Linked DNA regions of Mus musculus: region 1 is linked to region 2. The links are chromatin loops, found by intact Hi-C in ENCODE. Cell type or tissue: heart. All regions are shown on one strand. Each heading gives the region's core, and the rest is flanking DNA. Links, peaks and the distances in the headings are about the cores only.

Region 1 (10,055 bases), core at 3,745-6,244, 67 kb before region 2:
GGATTGTTTTTCCAGTGGGAAGAAACAGAAGGGGGTGGGTGGAATAATTACCCACCGTGATGAGAGGAGGGCAGATGTAGAAGTTCCGCACCCTGCAACACAAGCAATAATGTCTGTTCCCAAAGATCTGCATTACAGGAAAAGGGCAAACCACATCTGATTGGTGAAAGTGAACTTTATGACCATACAAAACTTGCAAATTTTCCTCTCTATCTCACTGCTACTCAGAAATTAGATAAAGATAAGATTTTTCACTTACACTTTAAGGCATGTTAAAATATGTCAGTCATGATTTTCATAGGCGAGATGAAACTATTCACCATGCTGATTATATTTATGGAAGACCTATAAGTCACTCAAGGCACAGCAGCTAGGTCCCACTCCAAAGACTTTCAAACAGCCATTCCCAGCCCATTCGAATCAGAGCAGTGTCCAGGATGTATCTTATAGGAGGGGGGAAAAAAGAAAAAAGAAAAAAGAAGCCCAAGGTCAGGCTACCACATCCCTGAGCTTGCCCCAAGATCAGACCACATAACCCTTTAATCCCCGGCTACCCTGGAAAGCCCCACCCCAAAGAAACCCTGTATAAAGCAAGCCCCCTGCTCAGTTCTTTGCTCCTTGTCCGAAAAGAGGCAGCCGCTCTGCTGTGTTTTTCCCTCCTAATAAATGTCTTGTGTGAGGTTTGTTGTGTGGTGTAACTTTGTTGGATGCCAGGATACCTTTTCATCTGAGCTGTTAACATAGACCTCTTTCTACTATAGGACTGTCCGGGCCCCCTGGTGCAGGAAAATCAACATTCATAGAATGTTTTGGGAAAATGCTGACTGAGCAAGGGCACAGGTTATCTGTGCTAGCTGTGGATCCATCTTCTTGCACCAGTGGTGGTGAGTATGGCTGGCTTTTTTTTTAACTGAACAGCTAGTGGGGACTCTGATACAGGTTAGTGAGAATTGGTAGTTGGGTGTCCTCTAACTGTCAGATGAGTTTGGTCTCATGAAAGGTGCCATTTCTGTTCTGCAGAGTGATGTAGAAACTCTGAGACTGGGTTAGGAAGATGTGCACTACACAGAGGAGGTCAGCTTGTGGGTAGCTCGGTGGCTACTCAGGCAGGGTGAGAGGGGCCAGCAGATGAGGCTGAACAAAGGGCATGTGTTAGCCTCTTGGTGATCATGCCTAAGACCAGGCCCTATCTGCAGTCTTTGTTTCTCCAGTGGCCTCTACTTCTCTGTTATTATCTTTATAGTGTTGTAGCATCTATTCAATTAATCGTGAGGGAAAAGTACAAGTGTTTATAGCGTGTCATCTGTCTGTTCTATGGCCAGCGAAACAAAGCTCCTGAAGGGCCCTGTAGCCTACTGCTGTTCCCTACAGCGCTCAAGCACACAGTGCACTGCACGGTGCTTAGCACTCACTTGCTGGAGTGAGGTCATGCATTCACTCAACACTTAATTTGCAGCTCATCAGAGATAAAATGAATGTAAACTTAGCTCCCTAAGGACCATTTAAAGAAAACATACAAAGTCTTTCCTGTAACTACCCAGGAACCATTTCCCCCTTCTCTCTCTTGAGTTAAGCTGCTCGGATTACAGCTGTTCGCTGAACTGACATTGGAGCTTCTTCTGTAGGTGAGGCACCACCAAAGGGGACTGTGCTATATGGTGACTATGACACAATGCTCTTGGCCTTGCTCAGTTCATGTCTCATGAGGGAACCAGGCAACATAAGCAGTCGCACTATAGTATGTGCTCTGAGGGGTGATACTTGGTATTTAGTGAAAGTGTTTGGTTTGTATGCTGTAGTATCCTTCAGAAAGTAATCACACTTGAAAGACCTTAGGTCAGGGGAGAAGTAGATAACAGTTCTTAATTACCCTTTACTGAGGAGTATGGCTCAGAGCAGTCAAAGGGTTTGGTTCACTGTAATAGAACGTTTAATGGTAAATGAAATTATACTCTAGTTCCAAGGTTTATCCTTGTCAATTTGTTGTCTAGGTTATTTACTGTTTAAGACTATTGCTAAATGAACCTAGCACAGGCCTTTAGTCCCAGCACTCAGCAGACAGAAGCAGACAGGTTTCTGAATTTGAGGCCAACCTGGTCTACAAAGCAAGTTCCGGGGTAGCCAGACTACACAATGAAACCCTGTCTTGAAAAACCAAAACAAACAAGCAAGCAAAGGAACTTTGCTGTATGAAAATTAATGAAAGGTTTTCATAAATGATTCTAATTTTTGTACAAGTGAGAAGGCCTTTTCCTCCCCACCTTCATGGTCTAGAGTATTTCCATAGGAAAATAAAACAGTAGCTTGAAATAGTAATTAATAACAGACCTCATGTTATATCCTGTGATTAAAGCTTCATAGCACATAGCTAGTTGGCTCCTAACCTTTCTTTTCTATGTGTATGTGTGTGCATGCATGTGTGTAAGGGAGACACGTGAGTGAAGGTCAGAGGTCAGCCTCAGTGTCATTCCTTGGGTGCTGTCCATCTTGTTTTTGAGACAGACTCACTCTCTTGGAACCCACCAAGTAGGCTCTGTTGGCTGGTAGAGAGCTCTAGGAATGCATATCTTTGCCTTCCAGTGCTAGGATTACAAGCTTGTGCCACCAGGCCTGGTTTTCTTAGGGGTGCTGGGGTCAAACTCATTTCCTTGTGCTTGCAAGAAAGGCACTTTACTGACTAAGTTGTGGTTCTTAACCTAATCAAACTGAAAACGAAGGTCCTACTCCTAGGGTTTTAAAAACGTATCTGTAATTCAAGAGAAAAAATAGGTGCAGTTAAATGGAATGTTATAAATGTGAATTCGCAGTCTGTATAAACATTAGTTATTCATTTATTTGTCTGTCCTTGTGCTTTAGAGTCATAAGCCTTCCTGTAATATAGCATCGAGACCACCCTGGGAACTACAGCTAACATTTTGGGTTCACTGGCAAGAAAAGTTCTATGGGAGAATAAGTTGCTAATGCTGTGTTAAGTGTGCTGGCATCCATAGGTAATACGTAGATACAGCAGATTGTGCACTTCTGCAGGGATGATTTCTGTAGGAAGATACTTTAGGAAAGGTTTTATGTGAAAAAAAAATAAGGAAGTTAAGGTATATGGTAGGCATGTGCCCTAGAATAGTGCCTATGTGGAATAATAAAGGAAAATGGCATACCTTTAAGGAACTCAGTGTTCGCTGTCTCATGGTGGGGAAATGCCCTTAGGTGAGTGTAAATGGTCAGGTAAGACTATCCCCATTCTTTGTATGTAACTGTATGGCAAAAGGTTAAGAGCACTGCTCTTGCAGAGGACCCAGTTCAGTTCCTAGCACCTACAATGGGTAACTTACAACCACCTATAACACTAGTTCCAGGAAATTAAGAGGCCAGTACCTCCAACCTCCACGGGCACCTGCACTTCTGCACACATACTTACCTGTAGACACACACACACACACACACACACACACACACACACACACAATTAAAAATGATAAAATCAAATATGTTTTTAATTACAAAAAGAGGAAGTAGGAAAAGGTAGTAGTTTAAGGGTTTAATGCTTTCAGAATTTAAAGTATTGCTGTTTGCTCAAATACTACAATTAATTCAAAAAATATAACTAGTCCATTTCCTGGGTGTCAGTTGAGTACTACAGTAACCACTTTGTTTAGCATTCAGTGTACAGTAGCTTTAGGATAAGGTCATAGGCAGGGAATGCTGTAGCTAGAGCAAATTTTTCTCAACTTTGGTACTGGTGACACTTGGTGACACTGATGGCAAGTCTTCGTTGGTGGCAGCGATTTGTGGTATGTGGTGACTGTCCTATGGTGGTGCAGTAGCATCCTGCCCCGTTTGTGACAGGTGAAGCCATCTCTAGATACAGCAGATGCCTGTGGGGTGGGTGAGGGACGGACCCTGGTTGGAAACCATCACATGAAGGAAACGAAACAGATGCTGTGAACCTGAGATGTGCTGTAGGAAAGTCCCCATCCCGGTGCGCGCCATGGCGGTGAGGGGAGAAGTAACAGACTGGCATAAGGCTGATAAAATGCGACAATGGGGAGGAGAGCCTGTTCTTGGTAAAAAGGGAAAGGAGAGGGTCACCAAAGTTCTCTTATGTCCTCTAGGGTGTCAACAGATTGCAGAGCAGTTGCTGTGTACTGTACAGATTTACAGCAAAGGACATGTCATGAGAAAGTTCCAGAAAGACTCTGAAGGAAAAGACTTTAGTGTATGTAAGATAGATATGGTCTGTTATGTTACCAGGTTTTGAAGCACATGTTCCATTCCTGTGTAATGTCGTTTGAACCTCAGCATGACTTATTATTCCATTTATGTAAGAAAGGAAGGGTTTGGGAGGGTAAAAATAACACCCCAAAATGAAGTAGCAAGGACCCTGATTTGACCTCTTGTAAATTAGTGACAAGAGGACATACCAGATGTCCTAGTAGAACACCAGCAAGGACACAGCCACACTAATGTGGAGATAGCAGTGAAGAGACACAATGCTGGGCCAGAGGGTTGGCTTGGGCCTGGAATGCCGACATTGGTCAAGGAAGGTAAGGTAGGGATGTTGCCTGGAGCATCCAGGGCTTAGATTTGAACTTCCGGTCAATTCAAGGAGACCTTGTTGGTTTCCAGGAGCTTGAAATGATCCACTACTAACTTCAGTATGAGGATAGAGAGTGAGCTAGAGGAGAACTCAGTAATGTGGCATACACCTCAGGCTTGGGAAGAGATACCGTAAATCATGTCCTCTTGCAGTTTGCTGGTTGGTAATTAGCTCGTACAGCTCTTCCGTGATTGTAAAATGTAACTGTGTGTTTTAGGGTCCCTCTTAGGTGATAAAACCCGGATGATTGAGCTGTCAAGAGATATGAATGCCTACATCAGGCCCTCTCCTACCAGTGGGACTCTAGGAGGAGTGACAAGGACCACAAATGAAGCCATTGTGTTGTGTGAAGGAGGGGGCTATGACATCATTCTTATTGAAACCGTCGGTGAGTGTAATACTCTACTTCATAAGAGTCATGTACTTTCATAATGAGTGCTATTTAAAGATGACTAACAACTGACTTCATTTAGTTCACTCAGCAGATATGAACTATAATTAGATACAAGGTATTGCCCCACAGACAATGTGAGTACATGGGCTATGTTCCCTTCTCACAAGAGCCTGCCATGAAAAAGGTGAAAGTGAGCCCCGAGTCTGCAGAGCTGATATCTAAGCTGACATGTTCCGTGTGCCAGAGGCTAGTAAGCACTTGAATGACCGTGGGAAGTCAATCACAGCAGCACAGCACGCATGGGATCCTGGTGCTGGCTATTCCTCCGTAGCACAGTCATGTGCAGGACATCAAACGAAAACCCCAGCACTTCACACTCTTGCGGAGAGACAACCTTTTGGTTTACTTTGTGATGAATGTATATGATAGAACCCAAACCAGTGTTTGGGGGAATCAGTGAAGACTTCCTGGAGGAGGGAGGGTGGGATTTGATGGTAGGGGGTGAAGCATATTTGCACAGACACAGTGAGCAAACATGACTCCTTCAGAGAGGTGCAGCTTGCCTGATCAGGCCACTCACGGCATTTCGGGCAGAGACACTTGCAACAGGGGCCAGGGGAAGGTTTTCCTTATGTGCCCTGCCAAAGAGTTTTCATTTTCTCTGAAAGGAGTAGGAAGCTAGAACAAGGGAAGCCACATGTACGTTTGGAGGGAACCCCACAGCAGAATGAAGAATGATTAGAACATTTAGAGTGGAAGTGGAAGGCAGTTAAACTATGCTGTCAATCAAAGAAGGGAAATGGTGACTGCTACATCAAGTAAACAGGACCAGAGAGGAGGAAGTAATTCAGAAGCATGGACAGTGAGCTGGAGGACTCATGGAAGAGAGGAGGAAGGGAGCTTTCCAGAGCGGCAGAGAGCACTGTGGAAGATGGCAGGGAGGAGAACACATTGCTGTGACATCCTTCTTAGGTGTCCACGTGACATTGTTTTAGGAGACTGGGTGATAAATACAGACCTAACAACATGGGTCATAGTTCCACACCAAGTTATAAATTTTGTTTACATTAAGTGAAGGAAAGTGGGGGATAAAAATAGAACGTAGCCATATTGGTTCACTAGGATTATTGTCATAAATAGGGGCTGAGCAGCTTAGACCACGCCCATGTGCCTCTCACAGCTCTGGAAGCTGAGGGTCCAGCACCAGCAGGGTTGCTTTGTGTGCTCTCCTCCCTTTTTTTGCAGATGGCTTCCTTGTTGTGCCCTCACATGGACGCTCTCAGGATTACACACCCTGGTGCCTTCCTTCCCTTTCGTTAGCACCCCATCCTCATGACCTCATGTAACTCTGTAGAGCCTCATTTCCATCTGAGTTCTACTGAGTGCTGGAATTTCCATGATGGATCTGAAGACAGGTCTAACAGCCACCATTTAAGATTGAATGGAGAGGAGTCAGAGAAGAGGGCAATATAAAAGCCAAGTGTGTTATCTCAGAGTTGTGTATGGCTGCTTGTCCTAGAGACTCATGATAACAGCGACTCAGATAAAAGAGGGTTGCTGTCTTGTAAGTGAAGAAGCCCTGGGGCAGGTGCTTGAGAACAAATCTAGTTCTACACCTTCAGTCCTCAGGATGCCTCCATCCTTCACATGTAGTCTGCCTCAAGGTTGCTCAGGACTGGAAGGTGACTGGTGGAACTCTGACTGTCCCACTGGGTGGCAGACAGAAGGAAGGAGAGGGAAGAGGCACACCCGGCTGACGTGCCTTCTTCAGATGACCTGCCTGCAGTCCCTCTCTGCCTACCTTTACTATCACTCTCTGCTCAGATGCCTGACAGGACACCTCACCATGTCGGTTTGACTTGGTACACTGAACTCTAGGGTGAGGAGAGAAAACAGACAGAAGTAGGCACCAGAAGTATCTGCAACAAATAGAGAGTTTCCAGGTGAGCGTTGAGCTGGGGGTGTGGATCAAAACATAGGCACTGAGCATCAAGTAAGGTTTTCCAGAAAATTGACCATATAGAGAAAGTGAGAGGTTCTGTGGTGGCTGAGTGAGGCTTCGGGAAAGTGGATGGAAGGGAGCTCTCTTTAGCATGACTGCTCCAAGGAAACTGCAAGTGGGTGACCTGGCGGAGGCTGGGATGGCATCTGTTCCTCCACGGAGGGAAGTACTTCCTTAGTCTCCTCTGTGATGTGGGTGCCCTGGTAACAGTGCATGAAAAATACTGAAGACACTTAGATCCTTCCCATCTGTCTGTCTGTCTGTCTGTCCTCTCTCTCTCTCTCTCTATGTGTGTGTGTGTGTGTATAAGTTTTGCCTGCATGTATGTCTGTGTGTTCCTGTTACCCACAGAGACCAGAAGAGGATGTTGGATCCCCTGGATCTAGAGTTGTGAGCCACTAACTAGGTAATGTAGGAACAGAGCTGGCTTTGCAAAAGCAGCAAGTGCCCTTGACCACGGAGCTTCCTCTCTGGCTCCCTCGGGGATGGCTGTTATGAGACCCTTCAGTGGTACTTGTCTGCAATTAAGAGGTCTCTCCAAGAATGTTTAAAGAGAAAAGAACTGGGAGTTTGCATAAAGGTGAAAAGTCGTAAAGAGATGAACATAGTGGCAAACGTGGTTTTAGACTAGAGCCCGTCTGTGTTCAAGCCACTTACTGATGAAAGAGACACCAAGAGAAAGCTTTACAAGCAGAGAGAATTGAAGTCTGGAGGGTCTCCATCCAAAGCATTGACCTGGTGAGAAGCGGGAGGGTGTGCTAGCAACTTAATCTAAATTCATGCTAATAGCCTTTGGGGACTAATTAGGAGTAGATAAGGTGATGACCATGAGGCCTCTGTAATGGCATTTGTGAAAGCAGGAGAGACTCCTGCGTCAGCATGCTTGCCCTGTCTCCCATATGATGCTGTCTGTGTAGATGCACTTGCATTTGCCACTCTGCAGATCCCTGAGCAAATGAGCTTTTGTCTTTATCAAGTCGTGGGTGCTGAGTTATAGCAACAGGTCATAAATCTATGACCATGAAGATGAGGAATTAAGTGAAATAGAATGTAAATGAGCCAGTAAATTGGAAAAAAGTAAAAACAGTATTTTAAATAAAGTTGTGATTTAAATTTCCAGGTGTAGGGCAGTCGGAGTTTGCTGTGGCTGACATGGTCGATATGTTTGTTTTATTGCTGCCACCAGCAGGAGGGGATGAACTGCAGGTAAGATTTTTGGTGCTTTGGTCCTCCCATAATTACCCCTGAAAGAACAAATGCGCAGTATAATATTATTGCAAATTAAGTTGAAGGTAGTATTTGAGTAACAGCATTCCCATTGGCTAGAGGCCATGAGGCCACAGGCTGTTTCTCTGTACATGTGGTTTGTTTTTCTCAACTAACAATAATAAAAGATGTGACTCTGAGCTACATATACAACTTAAACGTTTCCCTATACAGCACAGAAGTGACTGGAGTAAATAGAGGGCTTTGGTCCATAGAGACCACAGCATCATAGGTGTTTGTACAACGCCTGGCTCTGAAGTAATGCATGTGGTAGATACTGTTGGGTAGCATACATACTGTATAACAGTACAGCACTCTCCTCCTCTGTCATTCTATCAGTAGCCAGCCCAAGTCCTTCCCTTCCTTCACTTCAGACACCAGCTGGGTTTCCAGGTGATGGGTACTGCCAAGCTACAAAGCTGAAGGGTCCCACTTCTTCTCAGGTGCAATAATTCATGAGGATAACTCACAAAATTCAGGGAAATTCTACAATCAGGTTTATGATAAACTCTAGCCTAATAAAAAAGAGACACACAGAAGGGGTGTGTGTGTGCGTGTATGTGTTACTTAGACACACCCACACACTGAGCAAAGGGCTGGGGACTCTGTGGGTGGGAGAGAGGCAGACACACCCATGATTATATGAAAGGGTTTTTGATTCTTTTCTTTTTTTAAGTGATAGAGCCTTTCTTGGCTCTGGTGGGCTTAACCCAGGGGACTAAGGTGTTAGGTAATGAGCAGTCACCAGAGTGACTCACAGCCAATGACTGTGGAGTTAATTGTCTCATGTTGATGAAGAGTAAGGACTGGCTGAGTGGTGAGTAAATGAAAACTGATCTTATTGAGGAAAAAGGACTCTTGAGTGGGAGGGTTGTCCCAAGAGAGGGCCCGTGATGCTGTCTAATGGTCTGTGTGGGACTGGGGTTGGGATGTGCGTGGAACCTGACATGCTTGTCCCTGAGACTTACACTCGTGGGCACATCATGCACCAGTCAGTGAGCACCCCGACCCTGTGTGTCCCCTGAGCTCAGCCGGAGTAACGTTTTGTTCCTCTGGTCTCAGTGGTCACAAGTCTCCATCACCTTTTGTCTCTCAGCTTGCCTTACTTACTTGGTAGGCTGCTGATCATGTCACTTCCCTTCCTTGTGCTCGGGCTAGGTGACTAGCTTATAACCTACCACTCACCCTCACTCCCTGCAGTGAGCTGGGCCACTAGCTCTTGTCTCCATAAGATGCTATGAGCTGCCTCCTGTCACCATCATGTTTTATCTTGATTATCTGTCTACTCAACATCTGGATAGATCTCACCAAGTTAGTTTCTGAATTTGAAAGGGATTTCACAGATGACTTCCATAGTTCCAAGGGCTGGTACATTTAGTTAATTCTTGTCAGTTATTATCTGGCACATGAACTCAGGAAGACACAGAAGAAATGACAGTAGAGTGACTGGTGTTAGACAGTCATGGCGTCTGCTGTTGTCTTGTTCTCAGGGTCGTTGGGAGCAAATAGGATGCTTCTGATAAACATGCTGCTTCTGCTCTCTCTAGGGCATCAAAAGGGGCATCATTGAAATGGCAGATTTGGTTGTTATAACTAAATCTGATGGAGACTTGATTGTGCCAGCCCGCAGGATCCAAGCAGAGTACGTGAGCGCACTCAAGTTGCTCCGTAGGCGCTCGGAAGTCTGGAGGCCAAAGGTTGGCTTGTGTTCCTTTCTGTGTTCTTCACTGAGTGGACTGTGTACCTTAGGAGAGAGGCCATAGGTCGCATGCTAGACATATACTCAGCCTTTGCTTGAA
Region 2 (10,055 bases), core at 4,550-7,049:
TCTTTTATGCCTTAGACTTCTTGAAGAGGGGCCTTGCCTTGGAAGCACAGGCAACCTGAGGTCACTCCCCAGATAAAAAAGCTGGTGGTGGTGGCACCAGCTCCGGATTCCTTGTGCTAAGGAAGCTGAGGCAGGTGAAGGGCGCCTTGAGGCTCACTGGCCAGGGAGAGACCTTATCTTAAGGAATGAGGTAGATGGCATCTGATGATCAAGAGTTGAGATTGTTTTCTGATCTCTATAAGCCCATGCATACCTGTTCTCACACATACACACACACACACATGCATGTGCATACACAGGTATGCACAAGTACACACACACAGGCACAAGAATACATGCATGTATACACATAGGCATGCAAACACTTAGAGGCAGGCACACATACAGGCATGCACACACAGGAACACATGTTAACCCCCACAAATACACACATATATACACATGAATACCCAAAATGCACAAACATGTATGTGTGCACTAGCACTTATGAGCATGTACATACACATGAACATGCACATACAAGAACACAGGCAGAGGAACACACACAGGCACACACATGAACACATATATGCACACATAACGTACACAGAGGCATGCATATACACATGAGCATACATACACATGAGCACAGATACACACACACAGAGGGCTCTCACACAATTCTCTATTTCTTCTATGTGTCCTACTAACTTCATTTAGTATAAAATAAAGCAATTTTTTGCTATCATTTAATTTTATTAGAGCCTCTCTTTAAGTTGAATCCAAACAACTTAGCTTTATGCTAAGTAATTAAATGTGTGATGTCATGAGTTTGGTATGCTGGTTACATGTGTTAGGGAGAAAAAAATAACTTGGTCAGTAAAATTTTTTTAATGTTATTCAAGTAGCACCTAAGATTGTCACAAGAATACCAATTATGCACACATGTCACTTTGAATAGGCTGGTCTGGGTCACCAAATGAACCTGGTAAATTTAGCTAACAGGGAAGGGTTGGACAGCTTTCCTTGGGTCGCAGACAGCTAAGCCTATTTGAATGGTATCCTTCCAGAATGAAGCAGTCGCTTTAGCATCTAGGGAATGCCGGCGCACTAGAAGGCAGCACCACAAGGAAAGATGCCGGGGTCTAGAAGCTGTGGGTCTGGTGAAAGATCCTGTGCAGTCAGTCATGGACCTGCTTCTCGGGTGGGGGAGGGGGCTCACTTCTGGGAAAGGAAGATGATTTCCTGAAAGTGTGCTGGTCGCAGCTTCCTCCTGGGAGTTGTCTAAGGGAATGATTAACTACAATTAAATAATTCGTTCTTGCTGCGTGGAGTTGCACGGGTGCCAGGCAATTTCATTGCCAATCAGTGTCAGAGCTGTACTGAGGGATGCTTGTCTTCCTCTCCTGACCCCTCCCCTAAATCCATTTTCATACATTCTATTGTGATGTACTAACAGTCCAAAACCATCCCCCCATCCCCCTCCTCTTTCCCTGTCACATTCGATAAATATGGGGCAGTTATCTGACTAATGTTGAGCCAGAATCCTGACCAAACCAAACCATGGCTTTAATGAGTAAAGCAACATTTAATATTTTCATTTTTTTATATGTACATATATGTCTGTACCTGATGCCCTCCCAGGCCAGAAGGCTCCAGTCCTCTGCAAATCTAGTTACAGATGGATATGAGTTACGGTGTGGGTGCTGGGAATTGAACCTGGGTCCTCTGGAAGAGCAGCCATCCCTCCATTCCCCACATTTAAAATATTTTAAAACAGGTACTGATATTTTAGGGGAAGGTGCAAAAGCCACCAGGTTGAGAATTGTCCATTTCCTGCCAGGCTGCCAAAATTCTTAGGGTTAAAAACATTTGCTTGGTGACCAGCTCCACTGGAAACTCTCTTTGAATTCTTCATGTTCGTGGAACCTGACTTGAAGAGGGTCATGATGTAGGACTGAAAAGCCGAGAACTCACACCCAGGATTGCCTGCTGGTTGGAAGTGGGAAAGCATAGTAAAGGTTCCTATCAGTGGGGGATGATGAAAGGGCCGAGACAAGAGACCGAGTCTTTAGCGTTTCTTAGAATTCTTGTCTTTTTAAATCCATCTTGCTTATTGATCTGTCCTTCCTGACTGAGGTACAATATATGAAACAGAAAGGGTTTATTTAGCTTTTTTTAAGATGGAAGAAAATGCAAAAGTGATGCCAGGCCCTGCTCATGAGTGATGTCTAGTTTGAAAGAGGCAATTTAAATCCTATTTTTGTGGGAACTGATCTTTGTGGATGCGCGAGTGTTGACAATCGAACCCTTTCTCCCTCCAGCTTCAGCGACAATGGGATTATGAAAGCAAGTTGGGCTCCTCGGAGGACTCAGGGACGGATCGATTCTCCTCCAATACCAGTGGAAGCTCAGGGCGCAAATTCAAGTGATTTCAAGAAAGAAGCCACAGACCTAGAGCCCTACCTCGTGTCTGTGTTAAGCCATTGAGACAGGAGTTCCAAGAAGGCTTTGATGGATTGTGCACATAGGGAAGATCTTGCTAGAAACTTCCCTGGGCTTCCTCCCTTATTCTTGTGTGTGTGCGCGCGCACACACGCACGTGTGTTGATGGGGAAGGGGTTTGTCATAAACATGATTAATGTTCCTTTACAAAGTGCCCAGGTTCACATTCTGCTGTTAGAACCTCACAAACGATAGCATGACCTCCACCTTAGTGGGCTCCAGAGTTATGTAGCCTGTCCTCTACCTCAGAGAAAGACCTTTCTGTTTTCCCTGTGCTATGACCCAGAAGGCCTGTAGCAGTTCCCTCCACTCAGGGAAAACTGGCTTTGCAGCTGGCTCCGCCTTCCGCGGCGCCCATAGGCCTGCGCCTCCCTCTTCCCGCTGCATCTGCCCTGGCGGGGTCCCCTCACAGCCGTGTGGTTGCCCTGCCCGAGAGCCGCTAAGGGACCTGGCAAAAAGGAGCAAGGCCACGGAATAGTTCCCTCCCGCTGGCAGCCATTCCTCTGCCACCCGGCGCTTCGGGGCCCCGATCCAGCCTGCACCCCAACCCACGGCTCCTGTTGAACAGGAAACACAAACGTCGCACCCTAACCCCCTAGCCGCACCCCAGGACCCAACCCTTAATATGTTTTTTTCCTTTAGCCCCAGGTTGGGCTAAATACATTCGCTGGGAGCCATCTGGTCTGCTTCCCCTTCATGTGGTTTCCATTAAACTCGCCAGAACCGTGCAATGTAAATGCAGCCCTGGGCCACTCCGGAGCCTCCAACAGTCTGCCCTGCGCAGGCAGAGCGAGGGGACCTCTGGGCAGACGCCCAGGCTGGCACCCAAGGACCATGCCCCAGTGACTGTGCATCACCACTCCTAAGGAGGCATTTATCCATGGCAAGGCTTTCTTAGTGCCCCAGTGTTCAGCTTTTGCTACATGCAAGCCAGAGTTTGTTAGAATTCTGTTTCCATTCTAAAAATCAATGTCAACAGCTTTACAGACAAATTTACAGAAATAACCTGGCCACAGAAACTCAGCGTGACCAGCAGCATGTCGGGAGGGCTGAGTCTGCCTTCTATGCAGACCGCCTTCTTCCCTGACTCCCCCTACCCCCATAGGAAAAAACAGAACAGAAAAAAAAAAGTTAGCTTATGGAAAAATACTGACTCACGCAGTGAATTAGGGTTTATAGTACAAGATAAAGGAGACAGGCCGATTTAAGGACTCATAATGTGCTGTATTTGGAAAGTTCTTCAGGTTTATCAAAGATTAGTCCGTTTATTGAGGAGACTGGAAAAAAGGGGGGGACGGGACGGGAAGCAGCAGGGGACCAGCCACAGGCACTTCCAGGCAGTGAAAGAGCCTCTGGTCAGAAGGAATTAACTTGTAGCCGTCCTGTTTTGTCCAGGGTCCTCCTTTTCCTCTGTCTCCACCACCAGCCTAGGTTTCCCTCCCTCCCTTTTTTCCTTTGCTTTCTTTCTGTTCTCTTCCCACCCCCACCCTGGCCAGGGGATTTTATTTGGGATTTTAAAATGAAACCAGGTGCTCCGTAAAACAAAGACAAAGTAGTAACAAGGAAACACGATCCAAGGCCTAAGGAATGCGCTGAGTTTCATGACTCAGGCTGTCCTGGCAAAAAAAGTAGGAGTGACATGAGAGGTGGGTGGCACCGAGCACAGACCATACATGGCAGCCCTGGCCTCCCCTGATAGGGTGGTCAATGCAGCCTGTGACTCACTTTGTAAAAGGCTTCCCAGGCTGGAGCCAAAGGATCAGCAACGGTTCCCTGAGGGGCAGATCCACGTGATAGGGCCAGGGCTACCCTGAGGTTTGGGCATCACATCCTAGGCAAAATGCCACCCTTTTCTCCAGGAAAGAGGCAGGCTTAGCAGACTGCCAAGTGCACTGGTGCCTTCAGGAGATTAACAACCTGCGGGCTTTAAAGTGACAAGGTCTCTCTCTCTCTCTCTCTCTCTCTCTCTCTCTCTCTCTCTCTCTCTCTCTCTCTCTCTCTCTTTCTCTCCTCTCTCTCTCTCCTCCCTCCCTCCCTCCCTCCCTTCCTCTTTCTCTCTCTCTCTCTCTCTCTCTCTCTCTCTCTCTCTCTCTCTCTCTGTATGTGTGTGTTGGGGGGGGGTGTGGTTGGGAGTTCTAAGTCTCTAGGATCGCTGAGGTGCCTTGGTTAGAGGGGGGTTAGGCTGCTCCTGGGAGAAAGTGGAAAGCTTGCCCATGGTGGGGCAGGAGAGGGGGTTCTGGGCGCCATTCCTCAGCAGTCAGGGCAACCAGCTCAAGGGATGCGTTATGCATAAACATGCAGGGAGACACCTAGGCAGACATCCACACATTCTCAGAATTCCTTTTAAATGAGCAGGGATGGTGTGAGGTACACTTTTTGTGTGTGTTAATAAGAGACAGGCTAAGAGTACTAAAAAGGTCCCTCCTAGCAGGGTGGTAGTGGGGGCTGAAATCGGACGGTAAGGTTCATCCTGGCCTCTCGTCATTACCTCTGCATGAGTAGAAGCAAGTGGTGTCCCTCACTCCTGAGAAGGCTGTCACGTTTCGAGTGAGAATGACTGACATAATGAGGTTTCCACATGCAGAAGCTGCACGGACTGGAGGCTTGTTTGCCTTCTCCTCTTTCCCATTCTGTGAAATACCCACCAAACAAGCTCTGCTGACTAGTCCATAATTTCAGGGAAATCACTGCTTAACTTTGTCATCAAAGGCAACCTACCTGGAAAAACTACAGTCTAAGAATGATGACTTCATAAATATTTATAGTATGAACAGGCGTCACTCCAGTCCTGTTGGAAAATGGGCCCATTCAGCTTTCTTTAAGATGTGACACTTGGGTGAGTGACATCTGTCATCCGGATCAGCCCTGCACTCCGTCCCTCTGAAGCATGTTTATGGAGTGATTATGCCTCTGAATATTCGCTATATTTAGGTCTGCTCCTCTCCTCTCAGCCCTCCTAAATCCCCAAAGAAGCAAAAAGCCAAGTTACCGATGGACGGTAGACTTGAACCGTCATGACAAAGCACAGGCCCTTGAATGTGTACTACAGGAGCATTTGAAGAGCTGAGAATTCAAACGGGAAAGCCAGTTGCTAGTATAGTATTCTTTCGCTAGGGTGGCTTTGTTGGGACTGCTGTCACAGGTGAGGGCTCTCAGCTGGGCCTAGAGGGCAAAAGCAGGGAGGTGCACAGGGAATTGTCCCCTCTCAGGAGCTCCCTGTGGCCCACACCAATCAAGCGGCCTACACTCAGTTCCAGAGCTCCGAGGGCAGGATTTGGCGAGGACTTTGTGACCTCAGTTGAGACAAAACCTCTAGCATAATTGGAGGCCTTCCCTCTTGGCCACACCTGGGCCTGGGTTGGGGTTAGCAGCTGTCCACCATCCGGGTGGAGATAATGGGCCCCCGGTCTACAGCTACAAATGCTCTGGCCTAAGCCTCTGCTGCCAGTCACAGGCCTGCTTTAGGGCCAGTATTTGCCTTGTGTCGGCTTGGTCTTCTATTGTTTATCCTGGGTAGAACCAGGTCTTGGCACAGGGGGCATGAAGCATTGCCAGAGTTTTATTTTTAGAGACAGGAAAATGTCTGCTTTTTGGCAACTGTTCTTTTTCTGGCACGCACCAGGGATGGTGTAAAAAGGCTCAAGTGAGAGATTCCAAGCCATAAATTCATGGCATATGACATAGGCATTTGCATTGAGAGTTTTTCAACAGAAACCTGGTGTAGCCTGAGGTCTTCCATAAACAACAACTGGGCAGAGATGAAGTTCCACTGCCATACCTGAAGAAAGCCCTCAGGACCACGAACTTCACAGACATCCACACCTTGGGGTGACAGTCCTCAGGACCACCAACTTCACATATATCCACAGACTCTTTTGAACATATCAGATGGTCTGAAATATTTTTTTTTTAATTTTTACCTTTGCCAATCAATCCAGAATCTAGTCCAAGTTGTTGGGAAAAACAAAACAAAACAAAACAAAAAAAACCCTGATAGTCTACAGCTGGCTTTCCCCAGAGTCACTGACATTGCCACGATGGCTGATACAAGGCAGACAATTCCCACCAAGAAGCATATGGTCAGAATCAGGGACCGAGTTTCTAAGTCTTAACGGGGAAATTTTTTTTCCAAATATGGCTCCCCCTTAAAGCACATTTTTTGTGGGTTCTGTCATTCTAGCTACCGACATTCAATCTGAAAGCATTTTTATATGTAGTAATGTCATATTGTACAAAGCAAAAATGGAAAGAAATAAAAGTAGTAAATTAAATTGTATTTTCTCACCTCTTCTCCCCAGCCTTTGGAAGAAGATTGTTTTCTAATTATAAAAATAAAATAAAAATATGATCCTTCTCTGCTCTTACGCACGCCGTGCTGTAAGGTTCACTCTTCTTCCTGCTGGAGTAAGTTCTCTCTCGTTCTCTCTTCCTTCTATGTAGGACAGTGGAGAGAGGATAATCGATTCATTTGAATTTATTCTTTTTTCTGAGTATTTCTACTCCACGTCTGGTTCTTTTCCGGAAACTTCTGTGGTTGATAAACAGTCTTTTGGTGATTAGAATCCCACCGTTTGTAAAGAGTCTCTCAGAATCCTGCTGCACCTTGAAGGACTGTGTCTGTTTCCTGGTATTCTGGAGTTTCATGAGAATGGTGTGTGCCTGTTCATTTTGGAAGTTTATTTCCCTTGGGACTAAGAGGCTCTCTAAGTTGAGGGCTTGGGCTTGTCTTTAGTGTGGATGTTGGATAAGGAGGAAGGAACCAGAAAGTTACATTGATCTATGCCGTAAAGTACTGATCTATGTCATAAAGTACGGAGCAGAGTGGGCCGGGGGAGACTGGACCTCGGTGCGGGAAAGCATTTTAAATAGTTGTAGAGAAAAGGAGAAAAATGAGTCTTGGAAAGGATTTTTGTCAGTTTAATAAGAAAAAAAGCTAAAGAAGATTTAAAATTTTTACCCGTATATGTAAATGTCTGTGTGCTTGCTCACAGTGTTCAGGAGGGCCTCAGGAGGTGTCAAATCCTTCTGCACCGGACTGACAGGGAGTTGTGGGCCACCATGATGTGGGTGCTGGGGACAGAATTCTAGTCATCTGCAAGAGCATCAAGTGTTCTTACCCATTGAGCTGTCTCCAGCCCTCTGCCAATTTTTAAAACAATCTTTGAATGCACATTAAAATTTCCTCTTCCCTTTAGTGTTTCATGGAGGACAAAAACCTATATTGGTCGTGTAATATTTCATGAAATACATACTATATATGAATGTATAACGTACACATGAGAAGGTTGTTTTGTGGTTTAGTGTTGAGACTGATCTCCAAGGCTGCTTTGGGTTAATGCGAGTTGTACGAATAATTGTTACTGGTTTTACTATTAAGCAGATTCCTTTCTCTCATGATTTGTCTCTCTTATTTTACTTCCCCCTCCAAATCCAGGCGACTTTCTTCTGAGTCTCTGTAACCCAGGCTGTTCTGGAGCTCTTGATCCTTCTGCCACGGCCTTCTGAGTACTCGGGTGAGAAGTCTACACCAGTATGCCTTCTTAGTACAATGAGGAAATGCAATTGGGTGTTCAAACTCCCACTGTAGCCTGGTTAGTGTTTAGTGCTGTTTAGTGTGGTCCTGCCTAGATGACTCCATATACAGTGGTAGAGCTCGTGTGTGTGTGTGTGTGTGTGTGTGTGTGTGTGTGTGTGTGTGTGTGTGTTCTAGTCTTTATGGGCCAAAGCAGAAATAAAATCTTAAGGCCTGAGCAGGCTGTCAATCAAGGTCAAGTTCTGTGACTTCTCTGGGTGCCTACTCTTCTACAATGGAAAATTTGTTCAATAGATTATCCAGGCCCCTGTTGGCTTTTCTTAAAGTTATTTTATTGGGTTCCCATAGCTACCACCCTTCCAGCCCTTACTCCCCCAACACTAGGTAGGAGAGAAAGTTAGAGTGGAAATGGGGGTACAGACTTCTTTAGGCTACTTCTGCTGATTAGGGGCATGGAGTACCCAGGGACAATTACAAACTTCAGCAGTCCAGCAATCCTACAAGCCAGCAAATGCAACAGCAAATGCAGGAGCAGAAACCAGCAGGAACCAGCAGGAACCAGCAGGAACCAGCAGGAACCAGCAGGAACCAGCAAGGGGAGCAGCAGCCACCATAGGTCCTCTGTCTCCAGCATTTATACCTTCTCCAGAGTCCCCAGAATTAAACTACCTGCAGCTGGCAAAGATCACACCCCTGCTAATGTACGAGACAATCACAGTCACCTGCTATGAAGCAGCCTCTTATCCCACACCTGGGAATAAAACAAAAACATATCCACATAGCACAATTGAGTTTTTAAAGAAACCAAATTCGGACTACAGTTCCCTCCATTGCAAAGGATGCGTGAGTGTGACATCATGGCTGGGGTCCTTTGGAAAAGTGAGCCGTGGACTTGGTATTCAGCCAACAATAGATGTCTGAGCCACTGGAATCAGAAGCTTCAGATAAGATGAAGCTCGGTAGTCCTCAGACACTGACGGAGCAGCAGGTGACTCGGGTCACCTGGACCTTACGGGGCTGAGGTCACCACATCAAACCTCTCAGCATTTCCTTTCTAGAATATAAGGAGTCTTCCCCTTATACCCGGAGAAATGTGTTCCAACCCATTGCTTGTTTCTGAAAAGAAAATGTGACACTGTGAGATTTTTAATATTTTTAGATTTTTAATTATATGTGGATGATTACACAGGAGCCGTGGTGCTTGTGTGGGGGTCAGAGGACAACTTGTGGGAGTTGTCTCCCTTCCACCATGAGACTCTGGAACTGAACTAAGGTGGTCACTGTTGGCAACAAGTCGTTTTACTTTGCTGAGCCATCTTGGCTGGCCTGAGTATGAGGGTTGCATTGAGGTTTTGTTTTGTTTTAGCTTTTTACTGATTCTTTGCGAATTTCACATCATGCACCCCAGTCTCACTCATCTCCCCTTTCCTCTGTATCTGCCCTTCACCCTTGCAACCTCTCCCACCAAGAAAATATACATAAATAAACAAACCACCCTTCCATGGACGCTGCAGTATGTCACAGTGTGTCCGTGTGTCACACAGTACACCCCTTTGCCCAAACAACTTTACCTGCAAATGTTCCTTGCAATGAGTCTGGTTCAAGGGTCCTGGCTTCTGCTACACTATCAATACCAGTTCCTTACCAGGGTTCCTCTCAGATATCCTGCTAATGCCCTGCTTCATGGAGATCCTAAAGCTTTGGATCTGCAGGACTGGCCCCTTCACATGCTCAAGCAGTTCATAGATGGAGTAGGTGTTGGGGTGGACCAACACAAAACCCTGGATCTGAGCATGGGTGGTAGCTGCCCTCTAGCTCTTCCTCACTCATGTCACTGGGACAAGAGCTCTAATGCTGCCCCAGTGGGGGGAACCTAGCCAGAGGGGAAGGGGCCTGTTTTCCTGTTCTCACATCCTTGGGGCTGGCTTTTCTGTGCTTCCCAGGCAAAGTGTGGGGCCAGTCTCCCAAGTGCTGTAGCCAGTGATTGACAAGAGATGCAGCCAGCTCTCCTGTCTGCCTCTGGGACAGCAAGGGGGTG

The links. Peaks named below come from ENCODE experiments on the same cell type or tissue, not always from the same donor. Only the 100,000 strongest peaks of a DNase experiment are listed, where the experiment ranks them.
Region 1: it touches region 2 in a loop (2.7-fold over the local background); 3 of 42 quality-filtered maps call a loop at or near these places.

What each region holds. Positions count from the first base shown.
Region 1 is chr8:79,269,031-79,279,085 of GRCm38, reverse strand. Mmaa (methylmalonic aciduria (cobalamin deficiency) type A) reads left to right here. Exons shown (of 7, transcript NM_133823.5): 3 at 762-884; 4 at 4,812-4,982; 5 at 8,111-8,196; 6 at 9,804-9,953. Among named protein-coding and RNA genes, the nearest start is that of Mmaa, 21 kb to the left of the region's middle. In heart, for the core only: no CTCF peak of the experiment used is centred there; a DNase peak (open chromatin) is centred at 5,205.
Region 2 is chr8:79,203,006-79,213,060 of GRCm38, reverse strand. It overlaps 1700011L22Rik (RIKEN cDNA 1700011L22 gene), which reads left to right. Exons shown (of 6, transcript NM_026315.1): 6 at 2,304-2,631. The coding sequence ends at 2,411. Among named protein-coding and RNA genes, the nearest start is that of Gm30271, 6.1 kb to the right of the region's middle. In heart, for the core only: no CTCF peak of the experiment used is centred there; a DNase peak (open chromatin) is centred at 5,940; H3K27ac peaks cover 1,147 bases.